Linked DNA regions of Mus musculus: all the other regions are linked to region 1. Evidence: chromatin loops called from intact Hi-C (ENCODE). Cell type or tissue: heart. All regions are shown on one strand. Each heading gives the region's core, and the rest is flanking DNA. Links, peaks and the distances in the headings are about the cores only. Region 1 overlaps 9530052E02Rik (RIKEN cDNA 9530052E02 gene). Region 2 has its middle 76 kb from the start of Irs2. Region 3 has its middle 10 kb from the start of Gm32485. Region 4 overlaps Myo16 (myosin XVI). Region 5 overlaps Myo16 (myosin XVI).

What was found. Hi-C counts contacts between places; a loop is a spot of excess contacts. Peaks named below come from ENCODE experiments on the same cell type or tissue, not always from the same donor. Only the 100,000 strongest peaks of a DNase experiment are listed, where the experiment ranks them.
Region 2: it touches region 1 in a loop (2.4-fold over the local background); 9 of 42 quality-filtered maps call a loop at or near these places.
Region 3: a loop joins it to region 1, with 3 times the contacts of the local background. A loop is called at or near these places in 16 of 42 quality-filtered maps.
Region 4: it touches region 1 in a loop (9-fold over the local background); 4 of 42 quality-filtered maps call a loop at or near these places.
Region 5: a loop joins it to region 1, with 9 times the contacts of the local background. A loop is called at or near these places in 34 of 42 quality-filtered maps.

What each region holds. Positions count from the first base shown.
Region 1 is chr8:11,010,434-11,016,952 of GRCm38, forward strand. All of the region lies in intron 1 of 9530052E02Rik (RIKEN cDNA 9530052E02 gene), which reads left to right. Among named protein-coding and RNA genes, the nearest start is that of Irs2, 4.8 kb to the left of the region's middle. In heart, for the core only: a CTCF peak has its summit at 3,146 (motif pointing left); a DNase peak (open chromatin) is centred at 3,108; H3K4me3 peaks cover 119 bases; H3K27ac peaks cover 1,124 bases.
Region 2 is chr8:11,081,952-11,088,470 of GRCm38, forward strand. No RefSeq gene overlaps it. Among named protein-coding and RNA genes, the nearest start is that of Irs2, 76 kb to the left of the region's middle. In heart, for the core only: no CTCF peak of the experiment used is centred there; DNase peaks (open chromatin) are centred at 2,490 and 3,430; H3K27ac peaks cover 2,159 bases.
Region 3 is chr8:10,824,614-10,831,132 of GRCm38, forward strand. No RefSeq gene overlaps it. Among named protein-coding and RNA genes, the nearest start is that of Gm32485, 10 kb to the left of the region's middle. In heart, for the core only: a CTCF peak has its summit at 3,133 (motif pointing right); DNase peaks (open chromatin) are centred at 1,098 and 3,168; H3K27me3 peaks cover 133 bases.
Region 4 is chr8:10,412,522-10,417,521 of GRCm38, forward strand. Myo16 (myosin XVI) reads left to right here. Exons shown (of 35, transcript NM_001319151.1): 16 at 622-769. It overlaps Gm51561 (a long non-coding RNA gene), which reads right to left. Exons shown (of 3, transcript XR_003947504.1): 2 at 4,648-4,699; 3 at 768-1,781. Among named protein-coding and RNA genes, the nearest start is that of Gm51561, 15 kb to the right of the region's middle. In heart, for the core only: a CTCF peak has its summit at 2,501 (motif pointing right); no DNase peak of the experiment used is centred there.
Region 5 is chr8:10,571,727-10,576,726 of GRCm38, forward strand. All of the region lies in intron 32 of Myo16 (myosin XVI), which reads left to right. Among named protein-coding and RNA genes, the nearest start is that of Gm32330, 99 kb to the right of the region's middle. In heart, for the core only: a CTCF peak has its summit at 2,552 (motif pointing right); no DNase peak of the experiment used is centred there.

The DNA of each region.
Region 1 (6,519 bases), core at 866-5,865:
TCATCATAAAATTAACCTCAAAAGGGTGTGTTGAATTGGGTCTTCCATTTTAAATTATACTCTTTAAAAATAAAGGACCAGTAGATGCCACTGTTAGCGTCTCTACGTGTGCAAGGGTGTGTGGCTACACACCCTCGCACACATATCCCTCTATGTGCAAGCTGTGGTTGTGAGTGTGCCAAGCACACGGTCTTGTGGTCGTTGGCTTTTATGCCGCCTCTATCACCAAGCATTATCGCTAACCAGAAGAAACGTAACAACACGACAGGATTTTTATCTTGGAGCTCGAAGAAAATGTGGCTCGATTTTTATTGATTGTGATAATTTACATCCCACTTTATGAGACACATAAATGAGCCTGTGTGTTCTGTAACCTGAAATAGCGCAGGACAAGAGGCCACAGCGTCAGTACCCTATGCTTTTCTTTGAAAAAAAAAAAAAAAGCACCATTTTTGCTTTCTTTTTTTATTCTGACTCTCAATACAAAATTAGATTTTTAGGAATGCATTGAGTGCTGACGTTCTGTGTCCAGTGGAGCCTGGCCAGTAGCAGCTTTGTTTTCCTTGGGGCTGTGTTAATGTTGCCTACCAGGGATCAGAAGCAGGTGACCTGTTGTGTGCTGCCCCAGTCACCAAGCTAGCAGCACAGGAGGGGTCAGGGGAGGTACCAGCTCTGTCAGTCGTATCTGCTCTCGACGAGGTGACGGGCCTCTCTCTTTACAACAAGGTGCTTGTTATTCTTCTGCCCTGGAAGCTCCAAGGGCAAAGTCAGAGAGGCTCCCACTCTATTAGAGAGCGAGCGCCCACCCTCGGAGCAACCTGCTTTCTCTCCTTCCTGCTGCCAGATAAGCTGCTTATTTACTGGAAGCCGGTTGTGTATCTTGGGATTTTCCAACTGTTCTCTCATACTTTTTCAGTACTAGTCAGCTCCTAACATCTGTCCACGTGCTGTGCTCACGGGGACTGGGTGCCATGTACCTGGCCTGTTGCCAATAAACAGCCTGGCTGCAGCTTTTCCTCCTGCCTTTTGATCTTTTCCTTAGAATCCTTCTTTTCCTTTCACAGCTGACAAATGACCATAAGGTTTTGTTTGGTTATTTTTTGATTGTTTTGAGACAGAGTTTCTCTGAATAGCCCTGCCTGTCCTGGAACTCACTCTGTGGACTAGAGTAGCCTCTAGGTCTGAGATCTGCCTGCCTCTGCCTCCTGAATGCTAGGATTAAAGGTGTGTGCCACGGCTGTTTACCAAGGAAGATATGGGATTTTATTTTTAATAAAAATTCATGTAATTTTGCTTCTTTTATTAAAGATAGCCTTTCAGGAATAAGTTAAGTATTTTCATTAAGTTCTTAATTGTATAAATAGGTAAAATGCATTTAAAATTCATGATATAAATACTATTACCAAAATGAATCATAGATTTTTTTTCATGTAGAAAGGCTAGTATAGGAGAAAAGTATATAGTTTTAAAGTTTTTCTTTAATTCTTCATGCATAATGTGTCTGACAGAATTTTATGTCTAAGTCAACTTTGAAAGCTGACTAAGCAAATTGTCAAGTGGACTGCTACATGGCCAGTGTGAACAGCCCTCACTTAAAATGTGTTCCAGGAAGCCTAACAATAGTTTATGTTGGCAAGTCTGTTTCCCCTTTAGAAAGGATGGCATAGTTGGCCCTGTTACACTGACCTCAGTAACTTAGTTCACAAGTATATTCAAAACATTTGCATTTCTGATGAATGAACCTTGAGCAGACTTTTGCCCATCTAGGATTAATAGGGAGACTTGCTGCATTTAATGAGCCCCCCCTCGCATCTCTTTGCTAGTATGTTTCAACTGAAATTACACAAGAATTTTGTAATATGTGAACTCTGTGTTTGCAACAGGATAACTTCTCGGCAAGAATGTAACTGTTGTCTACCTCACTCAGTATCTGTGCTTGGAAGTGCCAACAGCTCAACAATCAGAACGTGTAAAAACTCAGCAGGCAAAAACAGGTGAAGCTCTATTAAGTTCAAGGTCAGCCTAGTCTACTCACAGCCCAGTCATGTCTCTTAGTGAGACCTTGTCTCAAAAATGAAACAAACAAAAGAGGAGAAGAAGGAGGAGGAGAAGGAGGGGAGGAAGGAAGGAAGGAAGGAAGGAAGGAAGGGAGGGAGGGAGGGAGGGAGGGAGGGAGGGAGGGAGGAAAGAAAGAAAGAAAGAAAGAAAGAAAGAAAGAAAGAAAGAAAGAAAGAAAGAAAGGAAGGAAGGAAGGAAGGAAGGAAGGAAGGAAGGAAGGAAAAAAAGGAAAGAAAGAAAGGAAGGAAGGAAGGAAGAAAGGAAGGAAGGAAGGAAGAAAAAGAGCTTATGTGAATGTGTATACATTGATTGTATTATTTCATTAGACACTGTAATAGCTTTCCACCTTAGTATTCATTCTGTCCATTAAAAATGTTGATTCGCCGGGCGTGGTGGCGCACGCCTTTAATCCCAGCACTCGGGAGGCAGAGGCAGGTGGATTTCTGAGTTCGAGGCCAGCCTGGTCCACAGAGTGAGTTCCAGGACAGCCAGGGATATACAGAGAAACCCTGTCTCAAAAAAAAAAAAATGTTGATTCAACAGTCTTGATAATCCTAGGCACTAACTCAAGGATGGTTTTCTAAAATAAAGGCTTACTGAATGCTACAACCACCATAACGTATAAAGTAAGAACTGCCTGCTTCTGGGTCCACACAGTGGATGCCAGGGACATTAAGAATGTCTCTGAAAAAATAAAAATAAAAATAAATAAAAAAAGAATGTCTCTGAAGTGACACAGCTATGTTTTCTGAAGGAGAAATAGGGACAGCTGGGAGTGACCTTCTGCAAGTCCCTGAGCCTCTGGAGAGCAAGGTCAAATTATGCTCTTTGCTCTGTGCTGTGGATCAGGAGCAAGCAGTTGGCCTGGGCTCCAGAAGTAACTGACACAGCCAGCTGCCTCCTGCCAGGTGGCCCAATGTTTGCTGAAATTGTTTCTCACTCCAAAACCTGCCATGTCCTTACAACCATTAGCGGGCTGCTTCTCGAGTCTGTATTGTAAGGTTGTTTTTAAAACCCAGCCTTAAGGATTTCTACCTCGGGAAATGTGACTGGCTCTTACCCACACTGCCACCCACTGGCGACGTCTTTTTCTAAGGCGTCCAGTGAGCACAGCTGCCCCTCTGCTGGTGCCTGAAGGGTTGTTTCATGAAATTACTTCCCACCTACCGTACATCGGCTTTGCTGAGATCCTGAAGGATGGCAGTTAAATGTGATTTAAGATGTAAGAGAGACGCATCGGTGCAGAGGACAGAGTAACAGGTGAGGAGGGACGTGATCAAGGCCTGGGAGCAGACCAGCAACTGTGGAACGAATATGAGCACATTCAACACCATAGGGTGCAAAATATCTACTAACAACAATTTAAAGTTTCGGAAAACAAACCAGCACAAGAAATCAAGAACTTAAACTCAGGATTATGCTATGCCTTGCTAGATAACACCAAAGCTAACCTTCCTCTACACTGGCTATTCAACTTCAGATGCTTTGTAGAATAAGCCAGTGTCACATAGAAAAATTTCAAAATGAAATAAAAAAATATGAGTGGGAAAGAAAATAATATGAATGACAAGTGTCAGTCACAAGTGTGTATCGGTGTTTCTGAGTAAAATAGTTAGAATTGTGTGCTAATGACTTCTTAGCTCATTCTGAATATGCAACCTTTTTTTTTTTCTTTTGATTACTTGGTCTCAGTTTAGACCATGTTGGATTCTATTTTATGCTGCAATATAATGGCAATAGGAAGATCAGTGGTCTGTTTAGAGAGAGCTATTATTTGCCTAGAAGGAAGGATCCCAAAGGCTTGATTGATGTGTGTCCTGCCAATCACATCCTTGGGATTCTGCCTTTACAACAAAAGCTGGCATACAGTATCAGTAACAGTAGTTGGGTCTGGAGAGATGGTTCAGTGGTTAATAGCACCTTCTGCTTTTCCAAAGGGCCATGACAGATGGTTCACAACTGTCTACACAGCTCTGGGGAATCCAATGCCTCTTCTAACCTCTGAAGGCACTCAAATACACGTGACATTCACTCAGACAGACACACACACACACACACACACACACACACACACACACAGAGATAAACTAAATATTAAAAAATAAAATACCAGGCGTGGAGAGACTACTCAGTGGTTAAGGGCACTTTCTGCTCTTGCAGAGGACTTGAGTTCAGTTCTCAGCAACTACAGGAGGTTTACAACTACCTGTAACTCAAGTTCCTAGGGATATAACACCTTCTGACCTCAAAGCATCAGACAGGCATGTAGTGCACGTAGATATGTGCAGAGGACGTTCACACATGCATATAAAAATAAATCTTAAAAATGCATCAGAAACAGTAAACTCATAAGAGTGTCACATTCTCTTAAGCTCTCACCTTTCTTACTCTCATCTCTAGCTCTCCTTTTCCCTCTCCCTTCTCCCCTTCTTTGCCACGTGGCCGTGGCCAGCCCCCCCCCCCCTCTCTTCAATAAAGCTCTAAAACAAAAAACAAAAAAAGTGTCACATTGTTGTGCTCACCCTGACACATGGCCCTTAGCGTATTCAGAGGAAATTTAAAATTCCATCCTCTGAAATGTAGATGTTATAAGTATATGATTCTTGGTCAAGAGGGAACTCAACTGGTGTCTTTTAATTCCTGGATACAGAATTCCCATCTGTATGTCCTATGACTCCACATATTCATAAAAGAGTAAACAAGAGAATTTGGGCTGGGGATATAGCTCAGTAGTGAAATGTTGACCAACATGGATGGAACCCTAGGCTGCAACCAAAAAGAAAACAAAGCCATTTAGCTCTTCACGCATGTCTTATACTTTTGCCTTATTTAAAACATTTCTAACACAAATGATAGTAACTAAACTAAGTAACTGAAAAGTACACACATTCTCAATTTCCCCAAAACAAAGTAACCAAATCAGCTTGTGAAATGCAGGCAGTATCCCCTGAAACTGCTCATCCAGAGGCTGGAAACTGCCCTTTATACAGACACAGTCTAAGAGGTAGTACTGGGGATCAGTACTGCCCTTTATACAGACACAGTCTAAGAGGTGGTACTGGGGATCAGTACTGCCCTTTATGCAGACACAGCCTAAGAGGTAGTACTGGGGATCAGTACTGCCCTTTATACAAACACAGTCTAAGAGGTAGTACTGGGGATCAATACTGCCCTTTATGCAGACACAGTCTAAGAGGTAGTACTGGGGATCAGTACTGCCCTTTATGCAGACACAGCCTAAGAGGTAGTACTGGGGATCAGTACTGCCCTTTATACAGACAAAGTCTAAGAGGTAGTACTGTGGACCAGTAGCAGCAGACCTTCCAACATTGGCAACTTCCTTCTTGGGGTTTTAGAGGCCACACCAATGCTGCTGGGCTAAAAAGAGAATTACACGTTGATCCTATCTTAACGTGTTCTTCACTATGGAGTGGAATAGTGCCTATCCGGTAGGTTCTGAATTTGAACATTTGGAAACCCTATTATGAAGCCTCACTGTAATTAAAAACAAAACAAAACAACAAACAAACAAACAAACAAACACCTGAGATGTACTGTGACTTGTTTGACCTTTATCTGGGTGAGCGCAGCCGCGCAGCATGGTGGGGGTTCAGGATGACAGCCATGTCCTGAAGTATGTGTGTTAGAAGGGATTGATGGACAAGCTATTAGTGTATCTTCAACTCAGATCATAAAAATCAGCCAACACTAAGCACCTAAGCATGCCGTGGGTATCTGTGAAGCCTCATTGTTTACAATGATCCAGAATGCATGTCTTTGCCTCTGAACTCTTCTGCCTCCATAAGGTTTATGGGGCTAAAGACTTCTGTTTTTATAAGCATCTTTAGTTGTGACATAGAATTTGAAAATAGAAATTGTCACATGTTATTGCAACATCGTCTGGTCTTTTCTCAACTGTAGTTTTAATTCCTGATACTGTAGTTTTAGCCCATCCTTTCAGAGTAAATGGTTTCTATCTTTCTTTTCCATTTTTTTTCTTAAGGCCATACTTTATGTATATCTATTAAAAACATAATAGAATGATTTGATGTGGTTCTAATCCTTAAGCGTGGAGAGTTTCATTGTCAGCATTCATATTAGAATCCACAAAGATTCCAGGAAAAGACGATATAATGATGATACAAGTTACAATGATGAAACAAATGTGGGGTATGACAGGGTGAGCCTGAGGCCCCAGCACTCCACCAGCCATGGCAGGAGATTCTGCAACTTTGAAACTTTTCTGGGCTACACGGTGTGATTCAGTCTCAGAACACAAACCAACACACAAAACAAAACGAGAGAGAAAAAGGAAGGAAGGACGGAAGGGAGGGAGGAAGGGAGGGAGGGAAGGAAGGAAGGAAGGGAGAGACAGGGAAAAGAAGGAAGGAGGGAGGCTAACCTACATCCTAGTTAAATAGATTTGCCTTTTGAAGAAATGTGTATGTAACAATAGGAAAA
Region 2 (6,519 bases), core at 819-5,818, 71 kb after region 1:
GACAGGCTCACATCATGGCCCATGGAATTGCTTCACAACTAACCAGACCCAATCCCATTTGTGAAAGCTGTAGGCTACGGGCAAAATTACTCCTACATGACCACATGTTGTTTGACTTTTCCCGGAGAGACATCCCAGATGAGACACAAACAACAAACCAAAGAGACGACTCAATCCAGGTTCATCTTACGGAAACAACGTTGTGGGTTTACCTACAGAAGCTTGGATGACTCCATACACCTGCAGCACCAGAGCCCCACCCAGGATGGATGTGAACTTACCAGCTGCCTGCCTCGCTGGAATCTTCATCTTCAGACAACCATCCACCTCTTACACAGAACAGCATCCTCAAGACCACACATACAGATGGAGGAGAGGGTGGTGGCTATGATCTCAGGTAAAGGTCTGGTGACCCTCCCCTACTCTACTCTGACGATCCTACTGTATTTGCTTATCCTTTTGCCGAGACAGTAGAGCTGAGGTACTCTGAAGTTACCACAGCAGCTACTACTCCATGATGGGCAATGGTCAAGGAAGACTCAGATGAAATCACTTTCCCCTAACACTGTATCTACTGCCTCACATGTCTGTCAATGGGACTTTCCTTCCAACCCACCTCCATTAACAGGTGTAGCTTGCTCCCCTTCCCTCCAATCTGGGAGTTGATTGGGCTTCATCTATAGAATGAGGTGGAGATGCTGCTGTGGGGCTCCCAAAGCCACTATAGATGACACATCTTCCCCTTCATTCTCTGGGCCTCCACCCCTAGAGCCAAGGCAACTATGTGCAAAGGAAGTTCAGCTTGGAGGACCATGCAGGCAGGCACTCAATCTGACAGGCCTATCTGTGGAGAGTCCAGCCTAGCCATAAGGCACAGAAGCTGTCATAAGGCCTTCAGGAACTTCCGGCCATTGGTCACTTGTGAGTCCTTCTAGTACAGACCACAGACATGATGAGACAAGATATTCCCACTGACCCTGTCTGAACCTGAAGACATCACCTGTGCTTGATGCCATCTGTTTTGCTGTAACAAGAACAGTACTTTTTTTTTCTTTCCTTAGAATCCACGCACCGAAACTCTAACTCGCACTATGTCAGACTATGACTTGATTTGGTAGTGAGGTCACTGTTGATGTAGTTAGCCTGAAGCAGGGTGGATCCTTGATCTGTTATTGTCAATAACCTTATAAAAAGCAGGGTGGAGGAAGACAGAAGGGAAGTTAGAAGTCAGGGCAGGCACCTGGAGGCAGGAGCTGATGCAGAGACCATGGAGGGGTGCTGCTTACTGGCTTGCTCCTCCTGGTTTGCTCAGCCTGCTTCCTTATAGAACCCAGGACCACCAGCCCAGGTATGGCCCCACCCACAGTGGTGTGGGCTCTCCTACAATGAACGATAAATTAAGGAAATACCACATGGGTCAATTTTAGGGAGCATTTTCTCAATTAAGATTCCCTCCTCCTAAAATACTGTGGCTGTGCCAAGCTGACATAAAACTCCCCAGCACAGCAATCGAGTGGGATGGTCACTTTTCACATCTAAAGGAGGAAGGGCTTTCTTTTCTCACAGTTTCAGTGGGTTCAGTCATGCTTGCTTCACCCCATGTGGTTGGACCAACATCATGGTGGTTGGAGCATGAGGTAGAGAGAAGTGTCTCACAGCATGGCTGATTGGCAGGCAGAGGCAGAGGAAACAATGGCAGTCCATGGCTTTTTCCTTTTTCCCCCTTTTGTTTTGTGTAGCCCTCAGCCATTCACTCAGGGTGCATCACAGTTCCTCACTGAATCTTCTATGGACATACTTTCACAGACACGCCCAGACGCCACACCAAATTCTTCACTGATTCTAAGTCTGATCCCAAGATGAATGGGTACAGAAGGAAATGAGCTCTGTGGTGGATTCACCCAGCAAACATTTATTTAACACATGCAAAGTTCATACGGCAGCAGGCAAGGCTCAGAGAGGACTGGAAATGCCCCGCATGCCCCAAATGATCATCTTCGAGAAGCAGCACGTGGCGGCTCAGAACTAGCCCTGCAGGCTCTTGAGGTGAGAAATGGTCCTGGATTTCCGTGGCTTCCACGTGTGTGCAGAAGCCCTGTGGACTACAGGTGGCTCCCTCAGAAACTGGAGAAGACGCTGCTCTAGGCTGCTTTGATCTGGGCCTGGTGCCTCTCATCTTATCTTTGCTCACCAGATGTAGTTTTCAAAATCTTAGGCACTTTATATTCAGCTTCAGCTGGGCCATTTTCTCTGGGCTATGAGATTAATCTGCCCTGCACAACATCTTCAAGACTGGCCTGTATCTTTGGCAGAACAGAAGCTAGCCACCCTCACTGGAGGATGGCCAGATCTCAGCAGCCACTTCCTGCCAGAAGATCACACCCAACTCTTTGTTTTCAGATGTGCTCACAGATGCAGGCTCTCCCTATCTCTGAAAGAGCCTAATTTTTCTGGGACTACTTCCAGGGTCAGATCTTTGGGGATCACTCTTGACTAACAAATGGCAAAAGTTCCCAGGCAGCCGTATGGCTGTGGTGCATAGCCAAGGCACTGCTATGCACTGCAGTTCATAGCTCAGGCTCTGAGTCTCCGTTTCTTGGGTTTGACTCTGACTAAATCAAATATTAATACTTCAGGTTTTTATGTCCAGTTCTTCACTGAAGCTCGAAAGTAGGAGTGGCCTATGCCACACAGGGATGTTTAGAGAATCAATATCGGTGACCACCATGTCAGTCTTCATTAAGTAACAGCTAGAGATGCTGAACAAAGAGGGAGGTGTTCACAGTAGGTTCTATCTACCTGGAGTCAGTGCAGTTCTCAAGAGGGCAGTGCCATTTAGAAAGACCACTGCTATCTGCCTCAAGTCTACTCTCTGAGGTCTGTGAATGATAAACCGCACTGAATGTCCTGGCTAAAACATAATATATCAAGATGCAGCAGGGACGTGTTGATTACAAGATATCTTTCCTTTTGTCCCCTATAAGTTCAGCACAGGAATAAGGAGGCTGTACTGGTACCAATGTTCCTCATAAGGTCAGCTGCTTTTCTGTCCATCACGGGGAACAGAAAGGACCATGACCCAGCGAATGAAGGAGTAAACATCCCTTCTCTTGTTATGTTTGCCGACCAGTTCTAGCTTCAGGAAGGGGAGAGCCCCAGAGGTGAATGCCTGCCAGTTCGGGGATGAAAACAAAGCTGGATGATTTGGTATCTTTGTGGGAGTGGGCTCTGCACCCTGATCTTGGATTCCTCTGCAGAGCATGCAGTGGGATTCACCCACAGCAGCTTCTCTGTTGGAATCTGAAGATTTAAAGACACCAGAGAGAGGCAGGGAGGCAAAATAGGGAGAATCAGCTGCTTAGATCCTGGCTGCTCTTTCTACTGCTTCCCAGGGACTCTCTCCAAGGGGGAATTGGTGTTGGTATGACTCACACTGGGGGGTGCTGTGGCAAGGTTCCCTGAAGCTCTCCGCCTTACACAACAGGCCTGTGGCTCCCTCTCCCAATTGTAAACACTCACTGAGCACTTTGGATGTACTTGGCAGTGGATGTAAGAGATGAAGGCAGTGTCTCTCCTCTGTGCCAGGGGCCTGAGGGATAATTATGGGTGACAACATACCTGACAGGGTTCTGAAAATCTGAAAGATCTCCACTGCCATTGCTGCAGATTCTGTTAGGCATGCTGGGCTTTCCCAAGGACAGGAAACAAACCATTTCAAAGCGCAGTTCTCAATGAGCCCGTTCCTGTCTATGCCCATCATCAGAACGTAAGGAGCCGGACAAGTGTATCTTCTGTTTACATTCCCCTCAGCTGACCAGGGTTGTATGTGTTTGCTGTGAAAAAATGCAATGATTTGAAGTGTAGACACACTGAGGACTTGTTGCTCCTAGATGGCTAAGAACCATCACCTCGTGTTGTAAGTCACTGCTCTCCGAGCCAAGCAGTGGCCATCTTGGGAGTTCATCTATACTACCCTCTTGCAGAAAGAGTATCCAATCTGGGCTTGCTGGTTGTTTACACCTCCTCATGGAGGGGTGGGAAGGGTCACCAGACCATCACATGAGAGTGCAGCCACTCTCTACCATCTGTGGTATACAAGTCTGCCTTAATGCCTTGTGCTCTTGATGAGGAATGAGAGTATACACACAAGGAAAGACTAGAAGAAGGACTCCCTCTATTTGGCTGCAGGTAAACCCTATCCCTGCTGAGTGAAAGCTTTCCAGGGTGGCCTGTTGTGGGGAGGGGCATCTAGACCCCTCTAAGTAACCAATGCTCAATTAACCTCTGGTTCTCCAGAGTGGACTTTGGCAGAATCCTGCTTTCTGTGTGTTTGGGAACCTCAGTGGGAGGGGTAGAGGTTTTTGTCTGGTTAGGAATTTCAGTAGTACCTCACACAGCTCTCCTTTTCATGAGAGCATGTATATGATCTCTTGACACTTGTCAAGAGTCCAGGCAGTCGGCCTTCACCCTGCTCACCGGGCTGTGAAGTAAAACTCTTGAACAACCTTTCTCATCTGCAACTGTGTGTTTCCTGACTGGCATCTCCCCAACCTCCTTCCTACAGCCATCCCTTCTATTGTATGCTAATTTTTTCAAAATGTGCATACTCATGCATGTGCATATACATGCGTGTGCATGTAGATCAGTGTATGTGTGTGTGTGTGTGTGTGCTCAGACTAATTACTTACCAGATAAGAATATCTTTAAGAAAACAAAGATCTCTTACTTAAGGAATTCTGCAAAGTGCATTTATGCATTATTCCAGCTAATGAAGGTAATTAGATAACAAAAGGTTACGGAGGGAGAAGCTATTAAATCAACTTTTTAGATTAAGGGTCTACAGGAGGACTCTTCCCCAAGGACCACACTAAGGCATGAGGAGAACTGCAATTGAAAGATGTATTTGCATGAATTTGCATCTGATTTGTATGCCATTAACATATTGTGGCTTGGCTCTGAAGTCCTGGGCAACTTCAAGTTTTAAATGTCCCTTAAAGTTCCCCATGTTGGCATTTCCAAGCAGGATCCTATAGTCTGGGTACCTGGTCCCTGAGGGATCATATGTGAATTGTCGTTGATTCCAAGCCAGCGAGCAAGCGTATATCAACAGCAAGCATCACCCAGAAACCTTTGCAAGTCTTTTTTTAAAAGATTTATTTATTTATTTATTTATTTATTTATTTATTTATTTATTTATTTATTTATTATATGTAAGTACACTGTAGCTGTCTTCAGACACTCCAGAAGATTTGAACTCCAGACCTTCGGAAGAGCAGTCGGGTGCTCTTACCCACTGAGCCATCTCACCAGCCCACCTTTGCAAGCCTTAATGAGAGGCATGGAAGGGGACCAGAGCTTAACGAGCTGGCTGTGCAAGCACAAGGACCTGAGGTCAGACCCCTAGAACTTACTTAAAGCAGAATACAGTAGGGTAACCCCAGTTCTACTTCAGGGAGATGGGAGGTGAGAACCAGAAAATCCTCTCAAAGCTCCTTGCCCAACTAGCTTAGTGCGTACAGAGTCAAAATGCACAAGGTTTTGCCTCCAACAAACACATCTGAAAGCTAGGCCTTCCACACAGGAGGTATGACACAAACATGCCTGCGCTCACACATGAACACACACACACACACACACACACACACACAGAGAGAGAGAGAGAGAGAGAGACTGAGACCAAGAGACTGAAAGAGAGGGAAGGGAAAGGGGGGAGGGTGAGAAGGATGGAAGGAGGGAGAGAGGAGGGAGAGAAAGGGGGGAGAGAACAGCTTAGAGAGACTCTCAGATAAGTCAGGAAGGAGCAGAATGCTCCTTCTAAATGCCCCCTCCCTCTATGTGTGTTCAGCCTGGTTATTAAATCACTGGGACCTACATAGAGCGTTTAAGACTCTAAGTCAGAAGTTCCAAATCTAGTACCCCAGGGAGCATGGCAAACACCGTCTCAGGACACTGTTGCTGTCCCCACTCAGACACCTCATTTACCTGTTTGAGACCTACAGACTCTGTTCTCAGCTCACGACCAACTCTACCCAAATATAAAGTGGTCCCAAGAAGAGTCAGATGTCAATCTTCTGCACAATTTTCTTGGCATTTCCATTCATCGGTATCTATAGATATCAATATTTATTGATCAAACAAAAATAAGACTTTCTTGTGGAGGGGCTGGAGAGATGGTTTCACTGTTAAGAGCACTTGGTGCTCTTACAAGAGACTAGAGTTTTGTTCCTAGCTCCTACTGAGAGGCTCGCCGCTACCTAACTCCAGCTCCAGGGCATCTGCCACATTCTCTTGCCTCTACAGGTTCCTGTACATACACACGTGCACATATCCACACAGAAACATGTATGCAACAAAAGTACATCTTTTTATGTATAATTTTTCTGATAATAAAGGCTCCAGTTCTTCCAGACAGGGCTCATATATGCTAGAGAGGCCACTGTAATGAGCAGTGCTTAGTTTTAGAGACATAATCTTCTAAAACTGTGGTCCTCAAACTTCATAGTGCTGTGACCCTTTAAT
Region 3 (6,519 bases), core at 800-5,799, 190 kb before region 1:
AGAATCCTTCTCTTCATTTTGCTGGGTTATTTTCAGTGGCCCAGTCTTTTCTGACCCGAAGCTCGGACAGGACAGATGTGTTTGCTGACTATCCTTGCCTAAACTGCATCCTTGAGAGATTCGGGACTTCAGTGTGAAGACACCCATGTTGTGCTGTGTCCTGGACCCTGTTTTCCTGGTCCACGCTGCTTGACTCACTCCATGGTGCCATGCTGCTGTCTTCTATGCAGAGACAGCTGGCTTTCTCCACATTCTACATATCGTCTGTGCTCACAAGGGACACGCATCTAGATTCTTCCCAGTCTATCTGATTGCAATGAATGTTGTGTGTAACCATGAGAGACCAGGAGTCTGTCGATTCATAGAAAACACTGTTCTGACCTTCAGTAATTCCACAGGCACTCTCCAAGGTGGCTTGCCAATCCCTTGGTTACCAGGCAGGAAAAGGCCCTTCATAGTTATTTCAACTTCATAACTAGATAGAGAAGAATACTCTGAATTTGGTTCAAGTAGATTCAGGAGTTGCGGTGAGTAAAGGGTGTCATTTGAAACTTTTATTGTGGTAAAAAATCCAATGAGAACTACTAGGGAAAGAGGGGCCAAGACAAGTTCCAGGACCAAATGCAAGGAACTGCAATGCTACCAACTGAGACAGGAAGAATTTCATGAAATCCAGCCCCAGGGAGATGGGTTTGGCCTAGCAAGCCTGGGTGTCTAGTAAGAGCCATTTGGAAATACAGAGCTGGCAAGCAGGCCTGTAGTCTGCACTTCTTGGGAGATGCCGTGTTAGAGGCAGAGATTCGGGATTATCCACAAACAGATGGTGTTTTAGACTAAAGTGAGAGATGAGAGCTAGTGGAGGTAGGCACAACCCAAACCTTCAGCTCCTTACTTCTCAAGTCAATGTACTTCCTGCCTAGGAAAGGAATAAATAAAGGGAGAGGGAGAGGGACAGACAGACAGACACAGATGGGGGTGGAGAGAGAGAGAGAGAGAGAGAGAGAGAGAGAGAGAGAGAGAGAGAGAGAGAGCCAAGCTGCCACGCAAAGGGAGCAGCATTTCACAAGACCCGAGGCAGCCGTGCTGATGTAAGAGGCGCTTTGCTCTCCCTCTCTCTAACAGCATCCAACATGGCATCTCTACAGCTGACGACAGACTGGAAACAGTACAGAGTGTTTCCTTCGAGACAAAAAGAAACGGAAGCACAGAGAAGTTAAATAAGTGCTACCAGGACATTCTGCTTAATGAGTGAAGGCTCCAGAGCAGAGACTAACATTGCCACACCATCCTTCTTTGCACACTTAAAACGCTGGGGGCTTTTGGAAATAGAACTTTCTGGAAGTTCTAAAGCTGTACATTTTTCCCCTCTCTGGACCAAGAGAGACATGTTAAAGAAACTTGAAATACTCATTCCCTTGTTTCCCCTGTGTCCTTTAAAGATTAGCTCTGAATGGATGATTTTAAACACTGAGAGAAAAATCAGCCAATTCCACACATGCCCGGTTATTCTTGGAACTGAATAAACAAAACCATGGAGGGGCCCAGGGGGTGAAGAACAAGTGGTCTTCACACTGAAGCTCACAGCGATCAGTTCCAGCTAATGAATACAGCATCCAGAAAAGGGGTCAACGTTTCCCGTGTTCTATTTCTGATGTCTTTGTGGATGATGAGCTAAGCAAGCCTGGCTGCCATCCTGCAGAGTAGGGAAGATGCTTGGCAGGAACCTAGGGTCTGTGCTAAGCCCAGTAGCTGGGGGCCCTGGATGTGGTATCTCCTCTAGCATTGATCTTCATCGGTCATGGACAAGCTAGTGTGCCCTGGCCTGTCTGTCTCAGATGTGTGACTTAAGAGTGAACACAAGTAGAAGATTTAAGGAAAAATGGATGAGCCGGGCTGTGGTAGCGCATGCCTGTAATTCCAGCACTTGGGAGGCAGAGGCAGGTGGATTTCTGAGTTCAAGGCCAGCCTGGTCTACAGAGTGAGTTCCAGGACAGCCAGAACTGTAGAGAAACCCTGTCTCAAAAAAAACAAAAAACAAAAAACGAAAAGAAAAGATGGGTGTGGGCCCTCCCCCATCCCTTCAGAACGTGGTTCATATCTGTGTCATAAGGTGAGGTCTACACCTGTACCCACAATCCTCTGCTCCAGACTTAACTGTGTCCTGACAGTGGGCAGAGCCATCTAAGGAAGGCTAAGTGTGCCATCCCAGAATTCGGTAAAATGTTGTTAGTTTGACATGGGCCTTCTGTATTTTGTCCCCTTGGATAAGCAAACCTTGAGAATTTAAAAAATACAAGATTGTGAGTTAAGAGGCATCCCATTGCATTAAGCAGAGGTGTTTGAATCAGAGAGTCTAGCTATGAGCTAAGGCCAACACAAGAAACCGTTCTCTTATCAATATGTTGAAGAACTATTTCTGTATCCGAAGTGGTGTGTGCGTGTGTGTGCGCGCGCACGTGTGTGTATGTGTGTGTGTGTGTGTGTGTGTGTGTGTGTGTGTGTGTTTGTGTGTCCAATGCAGAGCAAGTGAACATTTTGCCTTCTGTTGCTGAATCCACGCTGGGAGAGAACTGCTAGGTTCCTTTGAGCATGTGCACACACATTCAACCAAGTTCTTGACAGCATTTATCAGAAATTCATGATTCAAACTATAAATGCGGTGTCTACAATGATAGTTGGCTTTTTCTATGACTGTTAATAAAATGTATTAGTGAACCTTGGGGTGCTGCCAGTGTTGCTCTGCAATCCACCAACCAAGTAGAAAAGGCCAACACCCATAGAACTAGCAGAGAAGGAACATGTTAGAAGTATAAGTATTTCCTCTGCTTATGAGATTGTGAAGACTAAGAGACTGTGCATATGTGTGCAGGCACTCACACATGTGCAGACACCTGCACATGCATGTACACACACACACACACATGCACACATGCACAGACACGTTGCTAGCTCTTCTCAAATATCTTTCTGCTCTATTTTCCGAAAAGTTCACCTTTTAGAAAAATGTCAAATACCCGTTTTATTTCTTCTTTCCAACCCTAGTCCCTCACACAGCTCAGTGTAGATTAAATGCTCTTGGGCACCCACATCTAGCACCGATACTGCCAAGACAGGGCTACAGCATGACCTCAGCAGGGGGCACTGGTGACTAGCCATGGGCTCAGCAGTGCCATGCTGTCACTAGTCACTTGTAATGGTACGAGGACTATGTTGCAGAGGCTGCAGCCTGGAACACCGATGCTACTCAAGCAAGGGGGGAAGATGCATTAGGAAAGTTGCTACCTGTCGTTGCTATAACAAACTACCCCAAACTGTGGTGCTTCAACAACAGAAAGATGCACCTGGAATCCTGGGAGCTACACGTTCCCATCAGAGCCTCAGTGGGCCACACTTCCTCCACATTCTAGAAGTCTGCCATGGCATCCCGATTGTAGACGCAAAGCCAAGCGTTTGAACACCAGGGCTGTGCAGTGCGCACCACACGGCTCTGGGGAGAAGGGGATCCCCTTGTTTAGCCATTTGGTTATTTATAGTCTGTTCCCAGAGTCAGCTTCCTCAAGGAGGAAAATCAACACTATATATTGGGTACCAGAGCAAGAGCATCTTCTGGGTTCTGTTAGTGCAACTGTGCCATGCTGCAACACCATGAAGTAAAACACGGGGGATGAACTGGTCCAGCTCACCCTGTGTCAGCGTGCACACTTTCATCTCCCATGCACAAGTCTCTGTTCTCTAAGTCTGATTCATGCCCACTACATCCCGACAGCCGTCTTTCTGATGAAAACCTCCGTCCCTCCACATCCCTATAACTCCAAGCTGCCTGCATCAGCCACCACGCAGTTAACAGAGCCCAGAGTGACCAAAGCAACCTCGAGTGCTTTTTATGGTAGGTGACTGTGCTCCACTTTCGCATCCAACTAATGATCCTGTCTTTCAATCCCAAACATTTCCAACCCCGGCTACTGAGTGAGCATGTTTCCTGTGCCTCCTCACCCCCCACCCCACCCCCCAACCCCGTGCCTGTTCTCCATGGAAACCACGCCCTCGCCCAGGCACCTGGGCAGCACAGCTCTTTAGACCGCAGATGTCACCCCAAAGCCTAGCATGGGATTTCCAAATCGTACTGGAGGTATCACTATGAAGCCTAGCACCTGCTGGGACCCACGGAGACAGGAATCTATTTCTACCATGTGAAAGTCTCTGGCCTTTTGTTTCCATGTGACATCTGCATTTTAAATCTTTTTTTTCCTTGTCTTCGCATATGTGCCCCAAGAAATGCCTTGATGTACCAGGATCGACTGGGTCTTCAGGCCTGCCCACCTTCCTGCTGGCCAGCGTCCCCTTTGCATTTTTCAGGTATTTGTTTGCAGATTGTTTACCTGTAGCCTTGAGGCCATCGGTCAGAGGTGTGGACTTGGTGATTTACACATCAATGACTTTACCTCTTTGAGTTTTAAACCACTCTTGTTTACAAAATGAGTGGCACTGATGTATTTTCTTGGTTTTCGTTCTTTTCCTTAGCTCTTGGTACTTCCTTTTCTTCCTAAATAGCTCTGTGCTGATCACCTTTCCCTGTGTGCCTCCTACCTGGCTGTTTTGTGTCGTCACTGTTCCCTAAACATGTGAGGCTGATATACGTAAAGTATTTGCCACAATTTACAACATGCCAGCATGATGGAACAAAATTCACATTCCTGGTTCCCTTACTGGTATTTATTAGTGTTGTGTATTCACTGCACATAGTAGCAGGTGTCCTGAACACATTTGCATGTATGCACATCATGTAGGATTAGGCCAAGTAGTCTCTCTTCTTCCCCTCCCCTTCCCACTAGTCTCTCCCTCTCTCTTTCCCAGGCAGTCTTGCTTCCAATTTTATACATAAAGACATATATGAATATATTTTCATAAATAGATATTCATAAATGTATATCTACATACATAATATAGGGCATATTCAAGACACACTGGCCTTTGTGTTTGCTTTTTTAATGTCTTTCTGAAACTCATCACTGCGTGTACTCTTTAAAGATTTATTTTATTTTTAATTATGGGTATGTGTTTGTCTGTGTGTGGTATGTACACATGAGTACAATGACCTTAGAGGCAGGAAGGAGATGACAGATGCCCTGAAGCTGGAGTTACAGGTGACTTGAAGTGGCCCTCTGGAGGAGTGGTGAGTGCTCTTAACTACTGAGACATGCTTCCAGCCCCACTACGGATGTTTTTAAACACTTACGTTTTATGTCTATAAAAATCCAGAATCCTCATAAGAGAGAAAAACATGTGTTGTTTGACTTTCTGGCTCATTTTGCTAAGATGAGGACGGATGATGATGGTGGTGGTGGTGATGATGGTGATGATAAGTTGTCTACCTCATTCCCTTTGTAACTGAGTCAAGCTCCTCTGTGTGTCTCTCTCTCATTAACAAATCTATTCTGCTGATGGACGCCTAGGCAGAGCCACAGCTTAGCTACTGTGCGTGAATGGCACCACAGAGCAAGCACATGTCTGCAGCCATCTCTGTGATAATACACTCCCCTCTTCAAGCCCGGGGGGGGGGGTGCTGTCACACAAAGTGTAGCTTAGAAAATAAGGTACAGATTCTGTCTGCAAAACTAGGCTATCCTGTTAGCCGACATGCAACAGAAAGGTTTGGCGGCAGCCAAGAAAGACAAGGGACACTGGTAGAACCCCCAAGTAGCTTCCCAATGCCTTTAAATACATGCTCCCCTGTGTCTGTGTTTGGAGGGGCCACAACTGCTCCCCCAGGCCTGCCCTGCACCCTCTCTTTCTCTCTGCTTCAGCACACTAACTTTAGATTAGAGTCTCCGACTCACCACATCTGTGTCACCTCAGAACCTTCCCTCCTGCCAAGAAGCTTGCTATCCACTTGGATGGACCCAAACCATCAAACCACACTTGAATGCCAGCTTTTATGTGACTCTCTCCAAGCATGCCACCCTGGTTCTAAAGACAGAACTAGACCCTCACTGGATATGCCAGAAGCTTGTGGTGTACGGGAAGTCCCTGAGAGAACCCTGTGGATTGGCCTTGGCACTCTCACACCTGGCTAGCATCCGTCCTGGCCCACAGTAGCTCTTCACAGACAAGTGCATTTTCACATATGCATTTCAGTAGTCGGGTGCTATAAGATTAGCTGTCTAGCATCATAGTTTACCGGGTATACGTACGATTCCTAATGAATACCAATGTGGAAACAGAGGCCGAGTGATATCTTGTGATTTCTGGAAGGCCACTTAGTTGGGACATCGGAAGTCAGTCTTAGTTTCCGGCCTGTGCTCCGGCATCTTGACTAGTGAAGTGTAGTGCCTAGTGCAAGCACTCAGATACCGTGTGTGCTCTAAGAGACTGCAGACAAAGATGCCAGCAGCAAGCAACCACAGCCACAGAAGCCATCATGGATCAGTTTCACTTCCACATACCATGCGCACGCGCACATGCCTGCCTGCGCATGTGCGTCTGTCTATGTGTGTGTGTGTGTGTGTGTGTGTGTGTGTG
Region 4 (5,000 bases), core at 1-5,000, 600 kb before region 1:
TTGAACCTTCCATTGGTAGACAATTTTGGACTAGCTGGGCGATAGCCTATAAGCCATCCTAATGAATGTATGTATTAAATATATTTGTATAATAAATATATTGCAATAAATGTATGCGTGTGTGTGTGTGTGTGTGTGTGTGTGTGTGTGTGTTCATTCTTTCAGTTCTGTTTCTCTAGAGAACCATGACTAAGACAGAGGGAATCCTGTGTCATAGAATAAGGGTAGATCTTGCACACAGTGATAAGTTTCTCTAAAGGGATAGATAGGATTGCTAGACGAAGAGTGAGCTCTTACATAAAGCATGAGCTTTTCAGATGAGCACAGACCAGCACCAGCCCCTCAGACTTAACCAAGTATCATATAAGCTGCTTCCAGGGACCATATAGGCTATGGCAGCAGGGGTCAGGGCTCTGAACTCCCAATGCCTTGGGCTGAGTGTCTCTGAAGGGCCTAAACTAATGTAGAAAATAAAGTCTCTTCTATTTTTTTTTTTTTTTTTGAATGTCTGTGCTGGAAAAGGAGCTTTGTTGTCATGGTTTATAATTAATTAACATGTAAATTTATGGAAATTGAATTAACAATGCCATTTAACAGAATCCTGTCTCTTTTCCCAACCAGCCAGAATTTCCACTTACATGCTGGAGAAGTCCAGGGTTGTGGCTCAGCCTCCCGGCCAGGGCACCTTTCTGATTTTCTCCTGGTTGATGGACGGGTTATCTTCGGAAGAAAAATGTGGACTTCACCTTAATAACTTCTGTGCACACCGGTGAGTGATCAAAGGCTTTATAACAGTTTCCTGAACATTGGAAGCACAATTCTCAGCTTCAAATTGTCTTCATATGCCCAAGGAAGGCTGTTGGCCACTGTCAGGGCTGAGCTATCTATTAATATGCTGGACTGTCTTACTGTGTCTCAGATGGGAGGACAAAATCCTAGCATTCTGTAAGCATGCGGATGCTGTTTGGGAAACACTGTCTGATCTGCTGTCATCTTGTAATGTGTCGGGCCATGGTGCGGGTAGCTAATAGTCACTGGGTTTACACAAGAAAGAGAGGACTCTCAGTGCTAAATCAAGGGTGGTTGTTCTTCATGGGAGGTCAAAGCTTTGGGGAAATGCAGTCATTGGTGACACGTGAAGTCACAAAGGTGGTCTCCTGAGGAACACTGGTTCTACATACTCTCTCCTACCAGAAGCCAGCCAGACCCCACATGGCACTGTACCAGATTTGTGTTTGGATGAGAATTAGAAGTTATAAGGAGTGAATGGTACCCAGAGCAGAGGCTGCTGGGACGTGGGGTCTCCAGCTCATCTCTACTTCACTATGCTAAATTCTCTGGCTTAGTCTGTTGTATTCCTGTGGGGAAGCCTGTGATAAACGAGTGTGTGGTCACCGGCGTGATTCCGTGATACATAACCAGGTCAGGGAGCCGCGTGGTAGCTGATGACTCTGAGATGAGAGAGGGATACCTCAGATGGCTCCTGACATACAGACACCTATTGAGTCCTCACATGCACTTGGGGGCAGCATCCTGGTCAACTGAGAGCTGTCCCAGGGCTTCAATGGAAAGTGTGGTGTTAAGATACAGCAAGGGGCCATTGCATGTGATCAGAGTGTGTAGGAAGCATAACGGTGACTTCACGCACAGGCTACATCAGATGCTTGTCTCTCTTGGAAGAGATGTTGCAGGGCCCTAAACTGATACAAAGCCATGAACCTGTGGTGTCTCTGTGAGGAGCCCCAGCAGGGACAGTCAGGAGTCACAAAGAGTTCGGTGCCCTGCAACAAAGCAAGTGTCTTATTAGCGTGCATTATGAATAGCTAGTGGGTGCTATTCATATGAGGACAGGAGCCCCTGTGTGCTGCAGGATGTATCTGCTTACCCCATATTCTGCACAAACCTGCTGATCCCTGTCTTAAACAAACCTCATCTGAATTTACACAGTCCCCTTCTCCTTCTCTGCTTGCTCCCCCCCTCTCACACACACACTAGCCAAGTATGATGTTGATGAAGTAGGCTGTGTCTTACTAGTGTGCAAACCACCACAGCCTGCAGCCTGTCTCACACACAACAGCTCGTTATCTACGTGAAGCACTAAGAGGCATGTGCAGCAGTCCAGGGACTGCAGGGCCCTTGCACTTAGTATGCCTTCTGTGACCGTTATTCTAAAGGACGAGCACTGTCTCTGCCTGTGGTTTTAGAATCCGTGCAGCAGATGCATCTTTAACTTCAGCTATGTGCATGCTATAAGGTATTCTAAATCCCACACAGATACAGATAGACCCTACATCAGTACTAAAGTCCACCTATACACACATCTCTGCTTACAGCACAGGAAGGCTCGCTAGAGCACAGCACCTCTGCCTAACTGCAGAGCTTGCTCAGGGCAGGGGTGGGCACCCATCCCTCCAGTTCATGAAAACAGCATTTACCAAAGCACCTCTAGCCTTTATCAAGCTCTGACTAGGCAGAATGCATGCCCTGAGAATCCCACAAGAGGGCGCTCTCCCCACACCTCAAAGGGACACAAACCAGCCCAGCCAACCAATGCCAAACCAAACTTTCATTCTTTTTGCTTACACTTTTTTTCCCGTGTTTTTCTTTTCCTTGCCCCACATTTCTTACGTAAATAACATTTCATTTTTTGTGCACACAGTGTCATATGTGGGAGATAAATATAATTTATATTCCTGCAAATCGACATTTAATGAAAGCAGCGTATGCTGTCATTGCTGCTCACTTTAAATGATCTCCCTGCTGGGTTTAGCCTCTAGAAAACTTAGGCTTTTAAACCCGAAGAAGAGACTCTTAATCCCCGTCCTGGCTGACTGATGATGGAGAGGATTGTGGGACGGCACCCTAATGTTCTTCAGCAGAGGTCAGGCTTCGAACTGTGCTGGAAAGCAGTCATTTGACTGTGAGCAGGTGACCTGCTTCTCACCTGCGCTCAGAGAGCTGAGTCACCTCACCGTGGTTTGAACTTGTGATGGCTGCTAGCACCTGTCACAGGAGAGCTGAGCAATTAACTCCCAGGAAAGTGTGTTCTCTGCTGAGTCGTTAACTGCAGGGCTGGGGTGAATCTGAAGACATTTCAGACTTTTTTTTTCAAGGTAAAGAAAAACTTCAGGGTCATTTAAAGGTGACTCTCCATGACTCCATGACATACCAGCATTTGTTCAGGCACACGGTTTTAAGCAAGGGAAAATCTGATGGTTTATAAGACCTGTGTGTGAAAACTGCAGAGGGGTCTTGTAAACCTGTGTTTATAAGTCTTATGACTTAAGGAGTGGTGAAAACCCAGACCTGGCCCATGCTTGCCCCGTGTTCTAAGCTGAGATGCCGACCCTGGCAGCTTGAACCATTGGGCATCTGTCTAGGAAGACTTACGCAATTTTATTCAAAACTAAGTTTCCAGACAAGTTATATTGTGTAGCTTTTTGCTTGAATAATATTTTTGAGGTGGTATCGCAAGACTTTGTGAGTCACTCCACCCTCAGCATCAATAGGCAGCTATATATAGGACTTTTGAACCAGTGCATTTGCATGGATCACGTGACCGTGTCTTAAATCAGCGAGATTTCTGCATGAGCTTTAAACTCGTGAACTCTTTATGCACGGAGGCATCTCTTGCTTTGTTGTTGACACTGGGTGCTTCGAGGATGGCTTCCTACAGGGCTCTGTTGATTCTCAGTAACAGTAGAGAGTCACCTTTGATGTCACCATGGTGAGGATGAGCTGACCAGGGGCTGCAGCGGCCAGCCAGGTCAGCAGCTGGCACGTGCCAAGCTAATGTGAACATGCCTGGCTGTCCCATCCTTGGTGGTTTGGGTCAGAATCTGCACAGTATTCAAGTCGGTAGTGATCCCACCTCATTTCAACTGTGTGCTTGACCATTTCTTAATTCCCCTCCCCTCACCACGCTTTGGACAGTTAAACACTGTTCAAATTTAAGGGTGAAGTCACACAATAAGCTAGGGGTCAGAAGGATTACACAAGAGGGTTAGACATATATTTTAGCATAAATGGAATTTCTCGTGAGATTTCTAGTGGGGGGAAATCACATTTGATTGGAAAGGTTAAAGGTCACATGATCCAGGGTGGGTGTGTGCTTCCTTGTAATTTTATCATGGTTACTTGAAGCACTTCTACATAAAAATAGAGTAAACACTGAGGGTGCTTAGAACAGAGCATTGGATAAGAGCAAGCTGTTGGGAGGTAGGGCAGACACTGTATCGTTTGATTTTATCAAACCATGTTTTATGCATGGCCACAAAGACCAAGCCCCAGTCTCTGAGGGAGAGGATGGTTGACCGCCCTCCAGGCCCCTCCACTGCCTGACTGGTGGTGGCTTCAGTTGTGGGAAGTTGTACTGAAGTTCACACGTTACTAAGTGAGACGGATCAGCCTGCCGACTCCTAGTGGGCTCGTGCACTTCAGTCATGGAAAGAGAAAGTCATTCTTGGGTCAGAACACAGCTCAACACTAATCCGGGCTTGGCATGCATTAGCTTGTGAGTTTGGAGACGTGGGGATCTGGCCTTAATGACTTACTCATTATTCCCAAACCCAAAACGCTCTGAGAACCAGACGTTTATTTATGACTTATGTGGTGGTGAAAACCCAGACCTGGCCCAACCTTGCTCACCATCGATGTTCGAAGCTGAGATGAGACCCCGGCAGTTTGAACCATTATGCATCTGTCAAGGAAGACACATGAGATTTTATTCAGGACTAAATTGTTTTTTGATTAGAAGATGTTGCCCCAGGTCTACCAGGGATGAAAACACTACTTTTGCTTTTTTAAAATGTGGATTTCGGAATGAGCTTTGCTTTAACAGCAAAGCAGGGTCTGCTGCAGCATCACAGTGCGCGGGTCTGAGCAGAGTAGGGTCCAGCTTTCTCACTGTGTTCCAGACACCTAGCACCTCCAGGACCCCCGCAGAGCACTGGCTGGGGGAACATTAGTAAGACACACCTTACCTCTGAACAGGAAGCTCC
Region 5 (5,000 bases), core at 1-5,000, 440 kb before region 1:
CATTCATCAATTTGCTCATTCTTCAAGGAGTAATACATAAATATTCTAGCTCCCCTGGTTTGATGCAAGAAGGATCGTACATAATAAAATTAGAAAAAAAATGAAAAGAAATTAAAAAAAAAAAAGTAGGCCAAAGCTTAGGACCTCTGACAAGGAGATAAATAACCAGCCATGCCTCGGTGCCTAATGGTTTGTTTAACTAACAATCTCTCCTTAATTATAGGCTATTAGTAAATGAAAGTATACTGGTAAGGAACAACAAAACGTTGTAATTCTACAAGTCATGTTTTATCCCAACAACCAAAATGGACCCTAAAAAGAAAGCATTAAATAAGGTCAAAAATATTATTTGAAGCTAGAACTAAAAGTTCTAGCTAAAAGCTAGAACTAAAAGTCCCACCAAATATGCCTTTCTATAGGTCAGAACTGGGTAGATTCCTCTCTGTCAAAAAGCAGTGAAGTCCATATAAGTCTAGGGAGAGCTTATCACTTAGAAACCTCAAGGAGGTTTCTAGCCTGGGGATATGGCTCAACAGTTAAGGGTGCTTGTTGCTCTTCCAGGGGATATAGGTTCTGTTCCAGCACCCACATCAGGAAGCTCACAGCCAACTGTAACTCCAGCACCAAGGCATCTAGAGCCCTCCCGTAGCCTCTACAGCACAGATGCACACAGACACAAAGCTAAATAACAAAATAGATCTCTGCAAAACAAAGGGAAACCTCAAGGCAGCAGAACAGATGAGGGGCATGGCAGGCCTCCAAGCATGGCCTGTGAACCTGCTCCCTCCCCCAGGTCATATCAACCAGCCAGCATTGCAACTGAAAAGTTGTAGCATATCTATAGCCCCACTTCGAGTTTTCACAAAATACATTCTAATCTGAAAAAGAAAGAAAGGAAGGAAGGAAGGAAGGAAGGAAGGAAGGAAGGAGAGAAAAGAAAAAAAGAAAAGAAAAGAAAAGAAAAGAAAAGAAAAGAAAAGAAAAGAAAAGAAAAGGAAAGAAAAGCTGCTTTGAAGCATTTATGATCACTTCTGTAATATCAGGAATCTTAATGACATGAGCCTCGGCTGTTCCCACCCAGATGCAGGAGTTCCCAACATACACTTAATGGAATTTTCCCAAGCCTGTGAGGGAAATGGGTTTATACGCTTGTGTGACATGCTCCCCTGAGATAGAGCAGGGCGATCTCTGAGACTGTGAAAGGGTTATGGTAAGATAGGGAAGGGAGAGATTTAATGCCCCTGCCGTGTGCTGGAGCAGCTTACATGATTATTAAGGCTTACAGGGTTTCATCCTCAGGAGAGAAAATCCACTTTCTACTGAGGGATCCCCGGGGTTACCATTCATAGTGAATCACAGCTCAGGCTCCCAATCGTCTTCTCTTGAATCTTTATTTTGAAAGACATTTTTATATCTAAAGTCATCTAGTGTGTGGCTAAGTCTCCCTTCTGGCAGGCATCAGTGGTAGCTCCCATTAATACCTGGATGGCTGTGAAGCTTGGAGATTGGCGCGCACGTTTTGCAGAGTGGGCTCACAGGGTTTCTTTTGCTTTTTAGCATGGTGACTTGGAGAGCACTAAACTGTCAGTGAATTTCCCGTTGCAGGTATTTTGAACACAAATGTGTTATGCAATAGTAAGGGAGAAATTGTGTACAGAAGTAAGGTCGGTTCTCTGGTATATAATTCTATCCCAGGACTATTCTGGAGACCTCCTTGTAGGATTTCATGAATAACAGTGTACATTAAAATAGTTCACTTTCTGTTTATCTTTGAGACAGAGTCTCAATTTGTAGCCTAAGCTGACCTCCAACTTATGGCAACCCTCCTGCCTTAGCTTCCAGAGTGGTGGGATTTAACAGGCACAAGTCAACATTCCAGGCTTTAGATTTTTCTTGTGAGCTAAATAATCATGGACATTCTAATAATACAGAACACAGAGTTGGGGGTGGGGAGAGGCACATAGACCTGACTGAAAAGATTAGCCATGTTGGACTAACAGCAGTGGGGGGCTTCAGGCACCATTTTTAACAGCCTGCTGCTCCCACACTCTATTCTGAGTTAACTACTACGAATATGCCCATAATACAGGTGGGGAAACAGAGGCTCAGAGAAAAGATAAGCTTGCCTAGTGTTCCTCTACAAAGCCTGACAGAGCAGTGGGTCTGTCCAGTACAGCTCTTTCCACAATTCTTTCCTTGATGCTGCCTGAGAAAAGACCAGGGGTAGAGGGGTTAAATACATATTTTATTGCTTCCGTGTGACAGTAACAGTCACAGAGCTTGGGTGAGAAAACTCAAGACTGTTGAATATGTACTTTTCGGGTTACAGGTAAACAGTCCTATAAATTCCAGAGACAGAATTAGACCAGTTAAGCCATTGAGGTGAAATATGACCAGATAGTTATTTGCCTTTGCCCTGTAAGAGCTAAAGTTTCAGCTAACTGCCACAGGGTTTTCTTCTGATGATCTGAGAATCACCATGCTAATTATTTCTCGTTGCTTCCTTTGAAAATGTGAGGCCCTTTTCAAATGGCAAAGGAGGCTTGGCCAGGACACCAGGAGGCGCTATTGCTCTGAGTGGTAGTTCCCGGCATGTTTGTCTTTATGGACTCTTAACTGAAAGTCACTGAACAGGATCCCAGGAAGATGGGGTATCCACGGAATACAGCGTGTGGTAGAAGTCTGAGGAGAAAAGTAGAAGGGAGCCAGACAGAGCTAAGATGAGTTTGATTCACAAGTTATTCCCTTAAAACACAACGAAAGCACAACACTCATTTCATTATTCCCTGACCCCGTGAATCCAGAGCGTTCCAGATGTAAACAAGTACTTGGAAATGATTACAGCAGAAGACTACTATAACATGTCTTCCATACAGTAGCTGGGTTGACTACTGTATGGAAGCTCTACCTTCTGTAGAGGCCAAGAGGCACATAGAGGCTTAAATATAGACGGAGGCATAGATATACAGATATTTCCTAGATCCAGAGCCTGGTAGCACTTTCATTTAAGGCTTGCTTAATCCAAGTAGAAATCATCATAAGTTTCTGATATTCTACTCGATTATATAAACATTTCAGATAAAGAATATTTTGAGTTTGGAAGTCTGTATTTTATAAATTAAATCTTACAGAACCGTGTTTTTATTTTCGAATACTGTTTGTTTTAGAAGGGCTTTAAAGTTGGCCTGTGGAAGGTTTTGAGTGTACTGGAGGGAATAGGTTACACAAGTAAGTACCTTGTGGTCTGGGATGCTTTGTCTTTCTTTTCTCACACCACTCCCCATCACTGGGTGAACTGGAAGTGCACGCTGGGGCTCAACCTTTGTTAATATTTATAAATACCTCATGTTTACGTTCTTCAACAGGAAAGGTATATTCTTAAGTGTCTTTACCTCAGACAGTCACTGCACCCAGTCTAGGCCCATAGGGTGCCCACTACCCACAACAAGGCTGATTCTGGAAGCTAGGGTTCACTATTCATTGTATAACCACAGCAGTTTGCATGCCACAAAACAAAACAAAACTAAACTAAACTAAAAACAAAAAACAAACTCCCAACAAGATTCCCCATTCCATCTTGTCTTACGCAGGAAAATAAAGGCAGCGGCGGTATCTTGATTCAACATTTTACAAAGCGTTGATGCTTCTGTGACAGGTACAATGCTGTACCCTAGACACTGCTTAGCAATGAGAAGCAAGATGGCGCCCGCTTCCTGGCTGACCAGCAGGATTGGTGTCTGCTTACTCATGCTCCTTGTCTGCAAGTGCCTACTCTCCACTGGTGGTGTGAAATTTGAAGCGGAAATTCCAATGTTATTGTTGTTTAATCCGATACATTCAAATGAGTTGGCACCACACGGAATTAGTCTGCCTCATGCAAATCTTGACCTCAAATAATAGGAGGCATCTCCCCGGCCTCTTGCCCATGGATAGATCTTGTGCTGTCTTGTCCGTGGCTGCTCTGGTTTCCTTCCACCCAGATGCCGCTCTCTGTGGTGATGTACTTGGGTGTCTGCATGCTCCTTGGTGCCTGTGAAAGGTAGCTCCAAGGCTCATGAATATTTCTAAGGCTGTAGACAGCACACAGTTCACTGCTGTATGAATCTTCTCTATGACCTGCACCCATCCACAGCCTCCCTTCACACAGAAGTTTCCCTCTTAGGCACAGAAAGCATTGTTCCCTTGCATTCTGGAACCATCTTGCATTAACACTACACTTTCCTCAGTGTCCAAATGAGGAAGTCTTTTGGAGAGATGAGATAGGTATCCTCAAAGAAAGCTGGTCGCCACTTACAACTAAGTTCCAAGAGGAACTGGGCAACAGTTCTTCTCTCAACAGACCTGTGGCTGTCCCCATACCCACAGGTATAGTATGTCTCTAACAAGAAGGAGTCCTTTCACTAACTTCATGACTTCCCTGCATCAAACGAAGGTATCTGTACTTGGGAGAGGTGGCTGCGACTTTGAGTGTTTCTAATTCTCCGATGTTTGGAAACCTCATACTTTAGTCAGTTACACTAAGAAATGTTCTTTGGCGTTTTATAAATTGATCAGTAGCCAAATTGACCCATTCAAAGGACAGAGCTCTTTGTCCCCTATAGTATTTGGAAACTTGTTCAATGCCTAGACATTGGTTGTGGTTTGACATTCATCTCACAAATTACCATAGTTTCTCTCTCCAAATACCCAAGAATTCATATAAGCAAATTGTACAGCCAGGCTTGTGTGGACTTGCAGAGTGAATTCCATTACAGTCACTCAGTAACTCAGACTGTAAGCACAGGGCTTGCTACTGAAAATCCAAAACAATAAATGACTAAATCTTCCGTTGCCTGCCTCCTCCCAGGCTGTGTGGGATTCCCACTTCAGAGAGAAAAAAGCAGAGGAATAAACCTCTAATGTGAGGGGGATCCATGGCTGGGCTCAAAGTGTCCCCAGACCCTTGAGTTCCTCACATGCACCTTGTTTGGAGACGGGGAGGGGGACTTCAAAAAAATGTT